Linked DNA regions of Homo sapiens: regions 1 and 2 are each linked to region 3. The links are chromatin contacts, found by Hi-C or POLR2A ChIA-PET in ENCODE. All regions are on one chromosome and are shown on one strand. Each heading gives the region's core, a stretch centred on a gene start or an enhancer-like site at or near the end of the contact. The rest is flanking DNA. Distances are from core to core; before and after follow the strand shown. Region 1 has its middle 38 kb from the start of GSTA2. Region 2 holds the start of GSTA5 (glutathione S-transferase alpha 5). Region 3 overlaps GCLC-AS1 (GCLC antisense RNA 1).

Region 1 (4,668 bases), core at 2,136-4,635, 760 kb after region 3:
ATAACTTATGCTTCCCCAGAAAATCTAAGATCTAGGGGGTTAGACCCAGGGCACTGGTCCCGATTGCACATTTTCATAATGTGAGCTTTGCCACAATTAGGTGTGTTAGGACAGACAGAGACATGGGACTCATGGCTCATGTCTTCTACGTCTACTGAGGGTTAGGTCAATTCAGACCAACCAAGATATTCCAAGATATCTTCCTAAGAGTTTCCCAGTTCCCTTTGCACATTTACCTGCTCCCTCTTCAGCAGATAAATATCCCAACGGTAGACTCTTATACTCTCACTCTGCAATAGAGTTTTCAACCTGATCATACCCAGCCTTCCCCAGTTTACAAGAGATATTTTATAATTTATTATTATTATTATCATCCTGAAGTGAACCTTGTAAGATTTACCTCACAATGGTTGCTGCTGGGAATACAAGATGAATAAGGTATAATAATCCTAGCCTTTGAGGGGTGCATAATTAACCCCAAGGAAAAAGATTTGCATATAAAGAATTACGAGTCAATATGTAAATTTGTATTAAAGAAGTTCCTGCAGGTGGCAAAATGACCACTCAAAAAGAGTGGCTGAAGAGGCCAGGTGCAGTCGCTCATGCCTGTAATCCCAGCACTTTGGGAGGCTGAGGCGAGTGAATAAGTTGAGGTTAGGAGTTTGAGATCAGCCTGACCAACGAGGCAAAACCCTGTCTCTACTAAAAATACAAAAATTACCCGGCATGGTGCCGCACACCTCTAGTCTCAGCTATTCTGGAGGCGGAGGCAAGAGAATCGCTTGAGCCAGGAGGTGGAGGTTGCAATGAACCAAGATTGTGCCACTGCACTCCAGCGTGGGTGACAGAGCGAGACTCCATCTCAAAAAAAACCAACCAAACAAACAAAAAGAGTGGCTGAAGAAAGTTTAATGAAATACCTATTGTATTAGTCTGACCTCATGCTGCTACGAAGAAATACCCAAGACTAGGTAATTTATAAAGGAAAGAGGTTTAATTGACTCACAGTTTCACATGGCTGGACAGGCCTCAGGAAACTTACAATCACGGTAGAAGGCACCTCTTTACGGGCAGCAAGGGAGAGAATGAATGCCCAGAGAATGGGGAAGCCCCTTATAAAACCATCAGGTCTTGTGAGAACTAACTCACTATCATAACAGAATGGGGGAAACTGCCCCCATGATCCAATTATCTCCACATGGTCCCTCCCATGACACATGCGGATTATGAGAACTACAAGTCAAGCTGAGAATTCGGTGGGGACACAGCCAAACCATATCACCTATTTACAAACTGGGGAAGGGTTAAACTACTACAACGGATGATGAAGCACTCTGGGGCTCTCCTTTCCCTGGCCTTCATTGAGACAAGAGCAGAAAGCAGTTCAGGGATCTAGGAAAACACTGAGAGTCACAGCTGCAGGAAAAGTCTGCACCAACAGGAGCTGATGGCTTTCATAGAGAGAGATCCACTGTCAACCTAAGTAGCCCTGAAGACACGGTCAGTTTATAAATGACTGGACATTATGACAATAATTTATTACTGATTTGCTATAAAGTGTTATCCATTTTATGCTATATATAGTTTAGCATAGCTAGAAAATAAAGGGAAATTTATTTTTAATTTTGGGTATATATACAGATTTATATATTATATTTACCATACCAGATGTTAAACATTCTGACTATCACTCCTGGGTAGTCTGTGACATAAAAGTATGAAGATTTTTGTTAAGAAGTAATTAACATTTGGTATTTAATACTTACACCATCCGCCATTTTAATAGTGAGTTTATATATATATGTGTGTGTGTGTGTGTATAACTGAAGTGGATATTAATTTCTCTGCACTGGGGGAATTGGGTCAATATTTGAGCCATTAGGTATACTGACTTGCCAGTTTTCTGGGATATTCTTGAAGAACAAATATGTTTTAGCAACATTCTGCCAATTAGAGCTGCTTAGATGAGGCAGCTGTGAGTCAGCACAAATTTAATCTGTGTTGACTTTGCTCTGCCTTGCCTCCTACCTTTCTCCAATCTTTACTCACCTTCCCTCTGCACACAGCAGCTGTTTCAATATATTTGTCCTTTGAAACTTTGAATACAGTTGCAACATTCTAAGTCAACAGGGCAGCTAAGTATACCTAGCAGAAAAATTAGACTTTAACCTCAGAAATTGACAAAATCTTCTCAAGGATTATGGTTCCAATAAATACTGTTTAAAGTATTTTATTCATAGTTCTATTCAATAAAAGTTTATAGAGCACCTACTTTGTTCCCTGAATTGTTTTAGGCACAGAGAATGCCAGGAAAGACTAAGTCCTGAATGACAGGAACCAGAAGATCCAGTGAGCGAGGGTCTTAGTCAGAGGGAACAATGAGACAGGGTGTTGGTCAGGAACAAGTTGGGTGTGTTTTAGGTACACTAGTGTTGTGGGAGCAAGGCGAGGAAGTATTGAAAGATGAGGCCAGCATGGGTGTATTAGTTATCAATTGTTATATACCAACTCACCCCGAAGTTTAGGGACTTAAAGCAATAAATATTTATTATCTCACACAATTTCTGAAGGTCAGGAATCTGGGAGCAGCTTAGCCGGGTGGTTCTGAATCAGCATTTCTCAGGACGCTGCAATCAAGTCACTAACAGGCTGTGTCAGCTGAGGGCTTGACTGGGATCTGTTTCCATGATGGCTCACTCACATGGCTGTTGGCAGAGGCCTCAGTTCCTCTCTGAAAGTTGGCAATACATCTCACTTCTTTGGCATGCCTGCTTCTGTGTAGGACTGCTTGAGTGTCCTCAGGACATGGCAGCTAACTTCCCCTGGAGTATGTAAGCAAGAGGGAAACTACAATGTCTTTTATGACCTAGTATTGGAAGTTACACCTCTGATGATAGAGAAGGGCTGAGGACATCGCCTCGGGGGAGATAGCAGTTGGAGAAGAGAAGGCTGGGTGGAGCCAGCGAAGGCGTCTGAAGAGGAGGGGTCAGTGAAGTAGAAGGAAGTCCAAGAAAGTGTGGCATCATGAGGCCAACAGTCCGGCAAGAGGATGGAAGAGTGGACATTGAATTTGGTACCACGGAGGCTACTGCTGACCCGAGGAGAGAAGATGGGGACACAAGCCTGACTGGAGTGGGTTGAGGAGAAAATGGGACGTGAGGTAGAGGAGACAGCAGCTACCGGCAGCCGTTTTGAGAAATTTTGCTCCGAAAAAGGGCATATGGTTGGGACAGTAGACTTTCTCAGTGATCTAAAAGAGGAAGGGAAGGTTGAGTAGGCTGAGCTCAGTTTCATTTGCAATTGTGGAAAGTCACCTAAGAGTGGCTGAGTCTGTGCACTGAACTCTTTACAGCCACCAGGGAGGTCCCTTGGCTCTGGGCAGTGCGCCATCTGGTGCTCAGTCATGGAGTCAGCGTTAGACTGACACAGTAGGTTGGGCAATCCCTTTGCTGGAACAGAGACTTTTTTTCTCATAAATTTTAAATCCAAGTTGGAGTAAATTGCCAAAAGAACAACTAAAAAATGCTGACTGAAAGGCAGAGGTGCAAAGTTCTCCTCACTTCCTTTTAACCCCTTCCAATTTATTCCATTTTGTCTTTCTTATTCCCTCATCCTCTTCACCTTAATCCATGAGTCTCTCTGTATTTCCTTTTCCACTGTCCATTTCTATGACGCAGAATCTAACGATGCAGCTACAAGCCAAGAAACACCAAAGATTGCTGGCAGCCACCAGAAACCAAGAGAGAGGCTGGGAACAGATTCTCCCTTAGAGCTTCCAGAAAGAACCAGCTTTGCTGACCTCTGGATTCTGGACTTCTAGCCTCTAGACATGTGCAAGAATAATTTCTGCTGTCTAAGCCACCTAGTTTGTGGTAATTTGTTAGAGTGGCCACAGGAAAAGAATTCAACTACTTTGCAATAAAAAAAGGAATGAATACATAAAAAAGCACAGATGAATTTTGAAATAATTGTGCTGTGTGAAAGACACCAAACAAACAAAATACCTGCTGTATGCTTCTAATTATATAAACTTCTAGAAAATGCAAACTAACTCATTGTGACAAAAAGCAGATGAGTGGTATGGGGCCAGGCAGAAGAAAGGGATTTCCAAAGGGCATGAGGATGTGAATAAGTTCAGTATCATGATTATGATGATAGTCTCATAGGTGTATATGTGTGTTAAAACTTATCCAATTGAGGCTGGGTGTGGTGGCTCACTCCTGTAATCCTAGCACTTTGGGAAGCCAAAGCAGACGGATCACTTGAGGCCAGGAGTTCAAGACCAGCCTGGCCAACATGGTAAAACCCCATTTCTACTAAAAATACAAAAATTAGCTGGGTGTGGTGGCACACTCCTGTAGTCCCAGCTACTTGGGAGGCTGAGGCATGAGAATCACTTGGACTCAGGAGGTGGAGGTTGTAGTGAGCTGAGGTCACACCACTGCATTCCAGCCTGGAGGCAACAGAGCGAGTCTCGTCTCAAAAACAAAAACAAAACTGAAAAACTTATCCAGTTGTACACTTAACTCTGTACACTTTGTTTTTTTTTTGAGACAGTGTCTCGCTCTTGTCGCCCAGACTGGAGTGCAGTGGCCTGATCTCAGCTCACTGCAACCTCCTTCTCCCAGGTTCAAGTGATTCTCCTGCCTCAGCCTCCCAAGTAGCTGG
Region 2 (4,493 bases), core at 107-2,606, 640 kb after region 3:
ACTCTGCTATGTTCCACCTCCCAAACAGCCTGGGATAGAGCAAGGGCTATCAAACTTCACTGATGAGCCCAGTCAATTTCTCTCTAACCATTTACAACAAGCAGGTGAGCGTGCACACATGCAAACATCCATACACACAATATACAAATAACTGAAACTAACAACTCATGAAACATTACTTACCCTTCAACATGTCATGCTCACTGATATTTTTATTCTTTTCTATTTTATTTTAAAAAGTACTGGGGTTTCACAATCTACTGAAAGATTACCATGCATATTTGAGAAACATTAACATAGAAAATAAGACTCAGTCTTTAGTTTTTAATAGCAGTGAGTCTGCATCCCAGATCCACCACTTAATCTGGGTAAGTTACTTTAAAAACCTCAGTATCCTCAACTGTAAAATGAGAATAGCAACAGCCTTTCACCTTAGGTGATTTTTGTAGGACAAAATGAGAGAAGTTTAGAAGAATGGCCAGTGTATGACTGACGTTGAACAAATGCTAGCTCCTTCCATATCCTGCAAAGTTAATGCAGCAACATCTCTTTTGCCAGGTTATAAAACAAAATGCCCCCCACAGAGTTAAAATATAGAACACCAAAAGAAGCAAGGTATTAGCATTCTCTGTTGAAAGACTTTGGATCTTCTAGCTACAGTAAAACAAGTCTGAAGCCTAATTTCTGGTTTTGATCAAATGCAGTCTCACAGCCAGAGAGCTGAAGAGTGACTTAGCTCCCTGCCGGTCCTCCCTGTCAGTGACATCCTCTGGTTTCACAACCAGTTCATGGGTTCCCAGGGCCTTCACCCAGATGTCTTCCAGGCGTGACTTCATTTTAGTCCTTGGTGTAGATATTCATGTCCATCACCAACCAGAGTGTGACTGTGAACATTGTATTTCTCTGATGTTCGATTTCATTAACTAAAAATTGGAGAAAACAACCATTTAATGAGACTATAAGGAGGGTTAAAGATATAAAATATTGAAAGGGACTAGCATTGAGGAAGGATCATGAGGAAGTTTTCAATAAATATTAGTTCTTGAATTCTTCCCCTTCCATTAACTCCTGTACATGTATTATTACCACATACTCTCACCTCTTAGGCTGCCAAGAAAAGTCACAGGTAAACAATGAAGACTTGAGACTGGTTTGAGGGTGGCCACTGCTGGGTAACAATTTGAGCCAAGAAAACATTCCAGGAACTCCTTCAACCCAGTCATGAAGAAGGCAGGTTCTTCTTCAGCATTGTTTGTGGTTTTCAACCACACATCCTAAAGTACATTTTTGATTCTATCGTTTCAATTATTCATTCATTCATTCAGGCTTAGAGAAACCTCCAGGAGACTGCTATCATGGCAGAGAAGCCCAAGCTCCACTACTCCAATGCACGGGGCAGTATGGAGTCCATTCGGTGGCTCCTGGCTGCAGCTGGAGTAGAGGTAGGTTCTGAGTAAGGTCATCTTAAGTTGGATTTAAAATTGCGTTATCACATACTTTTCCCACAGAAACTATGCAATGATTACTTACTGAAGCATTGTGCCTTAAATAAAAATGGACTGTAATTAAGAAAAAGATGAATAGATTTGACCTAAAAATTGTTAAAATTTCTTCTTATCTAAGAGCATACATATTAAAATACAATTAAGAAACTAATCAAAAAGTGTAGAACTTAAGTGGATTAGAATTTAAACAAACTGTAAAAAATAATTTATGGCATTAGAAACTTGGATATTGACTGAATATTTGATGACATGAAATAATTATTGTTAATATTTCATGTGTGATAATGTACTATGGTTATCTTTAGAACAGTTTATGTGTTTTAGGAAAACACATTGAAGTATTTAAGGATTAATCATATGGATCTGGGATTTCTTTGGAATTATTACAAAAGGAGAAGTAGGTGGGCATAAATATAACTTCACATTGGTTTTGGTTGATAATTATTGATTCTAGGTGAGAAATATAAGGAGAATTTTTATGCTTTTCTGTTTATTTTTATTCATGTTCATAATTTCCACAACAAAAAAATGAAAATACGTAATATTTAAAAATGGCTGTAGTTAGAGGTAAAATGCAAACTATAAATGAGAGGTGTAAGGGAGTGGATTGTAACAAACTACCTATTAAAGATTGACTACATTCACAGCAATTATTTGTTGAGCACTTATTAATTCCAGGTTCTGTACTAGGTCATGGAGATAGACAGTGAACAAGACAGACACAGTCCCTGCCCTGGGGCGGCCTACATGTCTATGAGGATGCAGACAAGTAAACACGTGGTTAAAATGAGGCGTGGAGGCTTCTAGAACACCCAAGCATTCCCCAGTGTTACCAGGTCATCCTCCCAGTGTTTGAGTAGGAAATGCCTGGAGGTGTCTGTGGGACTCCGCTGAGTGCTGCCCTCTAGAGGTGTCACTGAGAAAAACACTTCCCAGTCCAGACCAGAGTCCTTCAGCGACTGCCTGAGGGTTTTCCTGGGAAGTGAGTCATGGACAAACTCAGGAGATCTTGTCCCTCGGGTGGCAGCAGAAAAGGGGGGTTTCAGGTGAGGTGGCGTCCTGTGAAGGGAACTTCTAGCGCGCCCCTTCAGCCTCACAGCGCCGTGTGGACCTGAGCCTCGGAACGGTACTTTGTGCGTTGCTTCACGAAGGCTTGGGACTTTAGCCTCACCCTTTCTCAGTTCTATGAAGAAATAAGCACATAAGAAATCCAAACACTATCATTCTAGGTTGTTTCCTTTGTACAAATGAATACCCTGTTTCACTGTCACGCAGACATCAGCTCTGCAGCTCAGGGATGTGTTCAGAGCCCGGGTAGGAAGAGTTCAGCAGGAGGGAGGGAGGGGCAAGGCTGGGAGGAACCCAGGTTCCCAGGTCTCCATCCAGCCTGACTGAAGGCGGGGGCAGGGCTGACTGCAGACCTTGCTCAGGCTTCTGGGGTCTCAGCGCCCTAAGGCTGATGATCACAACCCAGTCCTCACATCCCACTTGCCAACCCCACCCCACCTTGTCTACCCTCCTTCCTGGACCACCCACCGTTCCTTAGGTTTGTCCTGAACTGGATGCCTTATTAATTGCTGGCACACACCCCCATGACCTCTAGATCCTGGTCCTGTGTGATCATAGATCCACAACAAATTCTGTTCCATGGAGCAAGCCAGAAACCCCCAAATTCCTGATCTTTCACCATAAAGAACTCCATTAAAGTATAATTAGCCACTGGAAACACCGCTACTATTTATTACTTGATGTATGTGGGTCAGGCCCTGTATCATGCATTTTGAAACATTACAAAATTCCATTTAAGAAAATATTATATTCCCATTTTGCAGATTAAGAATCTAAGGCTTGAAGATTTTAAGCAATAATTCCTAGATCACACAGCTATTTTGAGGCAGAGTCAAGATTGGAACCAGATCATAACAACATTGAAATCCAGAAAACCTTGATAACTTTTGCTTAGACTTTTGGTTTGATAGATTCTGCCTATTTAAGTCAACTGCATCATTATGTAATAACTGAATTTCATATCTGTATTAAATACCTGCAACCACTCATAGCTTCTGGTCAGATTGAGACAGCCTTGTTGCTGGCTGCTATTTCCACCAAAGTGACTTGTCTCAGGATGAGGTGGAATTTACTCCAATGTTTAAGTTACTGGATGTAGATCAAGAACTAAGTATAGTTTCAAAATTCTAAACATAACTTATATTTAACGAGCAGTTACTATACACCTGCTACTTTTCTAAGTGCTTTGCATGACCTTGTAATTTAATCTTGATATCAGCCTATACCATAGGTGCCGTAAGTATACCCATTTCATAGATTAGCATACTCAGACACAGAGAGTTTCGGTAACATGTCCAAAGTCAAGAAGACAGTACATGAAAATGGTGATATTGAACCCACAAAACCACATCAGAAACCAGAGGTTTTCATGAAAAATAATGTTAGTGTGGGACTCTAATTCCTTTATTAAATTGAGAATTTTACCCTATTGGGTCCCATGTACTTCAGAAGAGAAAATTATAGTTGCAAGTGTGAAAGCTGTGCAACAGCTGCAACTTATTTCACCCTTAGCAGGGTTCCTGAAAAGTGGGGTGATATAAATTATAGCAGAGGCTCCTTGGTGGCAGAATATTTGATGGCCATTAGCCCATGGCATACCCCACACTGGGGACACACAAGGTTGTGGTCTGATCTCTCCTGGAGACACGGGCTTTACTAAGATATGACAACACCATAACTAGGAGAACTGCTCAGTGCCTTCTTTCCAGTGATGTCCCCTCTCAAAATATGACCTAATCATAGACATTCATCAGAACAGGGTGGCAGTGAACTAAAAGATTGAGCAGCTATGTGCTGTGACCCATGCACTTTTCTCAATGAATTAGGTCTAAACTTCCAAATGGCCATTACCAGCCCCCTCTGTATATCCTGCGAAACTCAGAAATCTTATATTCTCCAAATCATGCACCAGATAGGGGC
Region 3 (4,658 bases), core at 571-3,070:
AGAGTGTTTTCCATCCCTCTTTTGGCTGTTAGAGCCATCCCTGGTGACTTTACCCCTTTCCCCTGAACCTTTCATATGTTTATTGAGCATCCACTCCAGTTGTGCACTGGTGTTTGTTTTCACGGGGTTACTGGTACCCTCCACCCTCACCCCTCTTTCTCCCTGCAGAAAGCTTTTCTAATACTTTCAGCCGTGGTCAATTTCAGGTGATAGCAATGGTAATCATTTATTGAGTACTTACCAAATGCTAGAGACTGACACAGGCTATGTCATTTTTTCAATACCAAGCCCTGTGAAATGGGTACTATCAGACCATTTTTACACCTGTGGCTTAGAAGACTTAAATGTCTAGTGTAAGGGCGGTTGTAGTGGTAGGCAGAGGCAGGTCTCAAACCCTCGCCTACCTAACTCAGACACACTTGGCAATACTATATATCTCTTTAAGCCTTTCAGAGGATATGTTTTAGGAGGTGGATTGTTCCATTTTATATATATATGAACATGATAGACAGACAGATAGATAGATAAATAGATAGAGATAATTTTAAACGTGCTCACTTTCATTTATGAAAATTTACATTTGATAACTAAAAGAGCCTTGCAATTCCAGCATCTCCCTCATGGTGGCAGTAGAAGACTAAGTCATGTACACGCAGCCTCCAGCACCAACAACTAACCCAGAAGAAACCTCCTTAATAAATCAGCTTTTGGTCAAGATTGGTGTTACGTAAAATGCAAAATTAGGACCCTCGGAAGGGGAAAAAAAGAGTCTCAAGTATCTAGGTTATTGACCCCAGAAACAAAAGAAATTTGACAAACTTGCAAAACAGAGACAACAACTTCCTATGGGGGAAAAAAAAACAAAGCAACTACTTGTTGCTGCCCACCCGTTTAGTAACTGGCCTTGGTAGTCTTCCAGCAGCAAGCACAATAGCCTTGTCCACAGATGCTTTTCCCATTTCCTCGGTCCCCTTGAAACCAAGCTTTTGAGAACAAATAGTTTATTTCTCCTTTCTTAATTTGCTCTGAAGGTTTTTAACACAGCGATAACTGGCATATAGAAATTTCACATATTTTTCTTGATCACTATGGCCTATCAACCCCCGCCTGATGATTAAATGAAGGACGATGTATCCAAGGTTCTTAAAGAACTTGGTTGCAACGAATGAACACAAAAAACACCAGACAATAAACATGTATTGAATTATATCTGGGTACAGTAGACACCATTGGGCAGACTTCAGAATTAGCCCCCGGAAGTTTTGCTTTTGCTTGACTCTTGGTCATAGCTGATTGGACTAGAAGTGAACACCTGACTCAGGAGGAGGAAGTTCATTGGCTGACCAGGAGCCAATTAGGGTCTCTCTCTTGAGAACTCTGACTAAGAGACAGAGATGCAGGTTATTTAGTCCAGTTGCGGGTGTAGCATTAGACAGATATAAAACCCAAGAACTCTTGGTACTGAGGCCTGGTTGTTCAACTTTCCTCGGATTTTAGGGGGTGACCAGGATCCCTCCCAGCAAAGTATCATTTTTGTTTAAGCTTAATTTCAGTGGGTTATGTTACATGCATTCTCCATCAAAGACTCCAAGCCCTGTGCAAAGTGCAGTGAGGGCATACAAAGAATTTATGACATTTCCCTGCTCTCCTGGGTATGGGTAATTTTCCTTGCTGTAGAGAGAACAGGGTCTCTGGAATTCAACCCACCTTTGTGACCCTGTGAATGTTCCTTTTTTTCTCTCTCAGAGATTCAACTTTGTTCTCAGTAACATGGAAATGATAGCATCTGCCTAACAGTCATTTTGAACAGGAAGCGTCCCTCTGGCCGGGTGCCTCGTGCATGGCAGATTATCAGTAAATGTCAGCCTCTGCACTGCTTTGCAAGTAGGTCCTTTGGCCGCTCTCAAATGCAAGTCACACAAAGATTGTGGGAGTTTTTTTTTTTTTTTTTTAAATAGAAAATACATCATTCCTATAGAGAAAAAAATACAGTCACATTTAATAATGGCTGTTTAGACAGGGACAGGTTCTCTCGAGCCTCTGGAGGTGGTGGAAAGTGGAGGTGGGTCACTGATCCCAAGAAATAAGCTACAGGACTGAGGCCAGTTTCTGGAGAGGGGATGGTCACTCCTATATTTAAGCCAATAGTGAAGGTTAAGTAGGAGAGTCCAGAGGGACCCTTGAGCCCACTTGCTTGACAATATTGGTGCAGGACAAGTCTAACCCTCCTAACTGGGCAGCTGCCCCCTCCCAATAGTGGTCTCTCTTATGGAGAAAATTTTTACCCGATCAACTTATTCTCGTGAAGCACAAGGGCCTGATATGAACACCCCTTCTGTAGGCATTTTCAAAGAACTTAGTGAGGGTAACAGAAAGAAAAACCTCTATGCATCGAACTTCAGGCACCATCGGAGAAATGTCTTTTCTTAGATTGGCTTTCAAAGTATCTTTAAATCACCCTATTACAAATGGGGTATTAAATAGCCTGCTCTGCCTAGAGAAAAGGTTCCCAAGATTCCTTGTAGCTGCTGGGAAGTTACTGAAATCCTCAGTGACGTGTTTTGAAAAAGTGTTGACAATACAGCGGAAAGTTGCATCTGGCAGCTAACAAATATTTCTTGAGGGTCCACTCGATGCCAGGGATTGTTGCCCTGAAAATGCAAGGCTACCAAAACAAGCAGTTCAGGCCCTCAAGAACCCTGAATGTTCATGAGTACCCACCAAGTGTCACATAGAGCTTATGTCTCAGATGTTTTTCACAGTCCACCCCCCCAGGATGCATTTCCAAATTCTGTGGAGAGCCTAGAACTGTTTCCTCAAAGCCCTTTAGAGCAGTGAGGCACCAATATCTCTCTTTATTACTCCTTTTTCTTTTCTTTCTTTCTTTTTTTGTTTTTGTTTTTTGTTTTGTTTTGTTTTTTTAGAGATGGAGTCTCACTGTATTGCTTAGGCTAGTCTCAAACTCCTGGGCTTAAGCAATCCTCCCATCTCAGCCTCCTGAGCAACTGGGACTACAGGAGAGCACCACCATGCCCAGCTTTATTACTTCTTTTTAAAAAATAAAACTTTTTTTTAAAAGCAGAGAACGTGCTCATTCATTCTGCAGCTGGATCTTGAATAACTTTTCCACTTTGAGAGTTCTGACCCCAAAAACATTGCTGTCACTTTCCAGGTGTTCTATCCTTCCTTGGACCCCATAGCCTGGCTGCCCAGGTCAGACAAGTATGGAACATTTGTTTGTGAGGACAGAGACAGCCACTGGCAACATACCGAGGTATTACAGAGACTTGCTGTGAAGCAAGGCCAACAAAACATCACTTACACAATCAAATAACAAAGAGGGGCATCTTTTTCAAAATTAAAGGTCTATGTGTAAATAAATTCTTTCTGAAAAATAAACAAGATATGAGATAAGGATCCAGGTTTGCTTTGGTATCACTATGGTTACTAGAATGATGTTCAAGACATTTTCACCATGTTCTCCTCCTTTTGAATGCACGCCACAAGTAAAGCATGCCTGAGTTTGGTCTAGAGAGCCTAGGGTGCATTCTCTTTCATGGATGTAGAAGGGATGCAGTTAGCACATTGCTAGTCTTAAAAACAAACAAAAATCCTAGGGAAGATCCTCTCCTTTACTGGCTCAAAAAAGCCCCTGGTAAGAAAAAGTTGTTATACTATTAATGACATGACTGTTTGGTATTGTAAATATCACTCTCAATCAACCAGTATTAGTGAGCACTTCTGAGCACACTCACCATAAGAAGTCATTTACCCGATGGTTATTGAAACTGTTCCATATGAAATTTTGAATTAGTTGCTCAATGTTCTCATTTTTGCCACAGTGTTTTTCTTGACCTAGAGACATACTCAGTTCTATTCCTCATAAGAACAAACTCTTAACTTTGTTCCTGTAACCTAGACTGAGGACTCAGAACTGACCTCGTTTCACTGCTGCATAATACCATATTTCCTGTTTGACAAAGATCCTACCTTGAGCTTGCAAAGACTCCCTGCTTCTTAAAACTGAAACTGGACCCCTTCCTTACACTTTATACAAAAATTAATTCAAGATAGATTAAAGACTTAAATGTAAGACCTAAAACCATAAAAACCCTGGAAGAAAACCTAGGCAATACCATTCAGGACATAGGCATGGGCAAAGACTTCATGACTAAAACACCAAAAGCAACGGCAACAAAAGCCAAAATTGATAAATGAGATCTAATTAAACTAAAGAGCTTCTGCACAGCAAAAGAAACTATCATCACAGTGAACAGGCAACCTACAGAATGGGAGAAAATTTTTGCAACCTACTCACTTGACAAAGGGCTAGTATCTAGAATCTACAAAGAACTGAAACAAATTTACAAGAAAAAAACCCCATCAAAAAGTGTGCAAAGGATATGAACAGACACTTCTCAAAAGAAGACATTTATGCAGCCAACGAACATATGAAAAAAAGCTCATCATCACTGGTCATTAGAGAAATGCAAATCAAAACCACAATGAGATACCATCTCACGCCAGTTAGAATGGTGATCATTAAAGTCAGGACACCACAGATGCTGGAGAGGATATGGAGAAATAGGACTGCTTTTACACTGTTGGTGGGGGTGTAAATTAGTTCAACCATGTGGAAGACAGTGTGGCGATTCCTC

The links. Hi-C counts contacts between places; a loop is a spot of excess contacts on that map. ChIA-PET counts read pairs that join two places held with the same protein, here RNA polymerase II (POLR2A). Pooled maps may share reads with other maps.
Region 1: a loop to region 3 is called in a map of naive thymus-derived CD4-positive, alpha-beta T cell, with 28 times the contacts of the local background. The contact joins two enhancer-like sites. A Hi-C loop is called at or near these places in 8 of 168 maps with a recorded cell type or tissue (A673, CD4-positive, alpha-beta T cell, CD8-positive, alpha-beta T cell and 4 more), 15 of 37 single-sample maps with no recorded cell type and 16 of 50 pooled maps.
Region 2: a loop to region 3 is called in a map of naive thymus-derived CD4-positive, alpha-beta T cell, with 31 times the contacts of the local background. The contact joins the promoter of GSTA5 here to the enhancer-like site in region 3. A Hi-C loop is called at or near these places in 7 of 168 maps with a recorded cell type or tissue (A673, CD4-positive, alpha-beta T cell, CD4-positive, alpha-beta memory T cell and 3 more), 4 of 37 single-sample maps with no recorded cell type and 13 of 50 pooled maps. POLR2A ChIA-PET finds 5 or more read pairs at or near these places in 1 of 52 experiments (activated T-cell).

What each region holds. Positions count from the first base shown.
Region 1 is chr6:52,723,333-52,728,000 of GRCh38, reverse strand. No RefSeq gene overlaps it. Among named protein-coding and RNA genes, the nearest start is that of GSTA2, 38 kb to the left of the region's middle. RefSeq lists a silencer at 3,346-3,395. Within about 2 kb of position 3,385, at least 17 of the 41 ENCODE cell types and tissues checked have a DNase peak (open chromatin) inside an H3K27ac peak, as active enhancers do.
Region 2 is chr6:52,837,676-52,842,168 of GRCh38, reverse strand. GSTA5 (glutathione S-transferase alpha 5) reads left to right here and starts at 1,356. Exons shown (of 6, transcript NM_153699.3): 1 at 1,356-1,442. The coding sequence starts at 1,356.
Region 3 is chr6:53,480,798-53,485,455 of GRCh38, reverse strand. All of the region lies in intron 3 of GCLC-AS1 (GCLC antisense RNA 1), which reads right to left. Among named protein-coding and RNA genes, the nearest start is that of GCLC-AS1, 52 kb to the right of the region's middle. Within about 2 kb of position 1,820, at least 6 of the 41 ENCODE cell types and tissues checked have a DNase peak (open chromatin) inside an H3K27ac peak, as active enhancers do.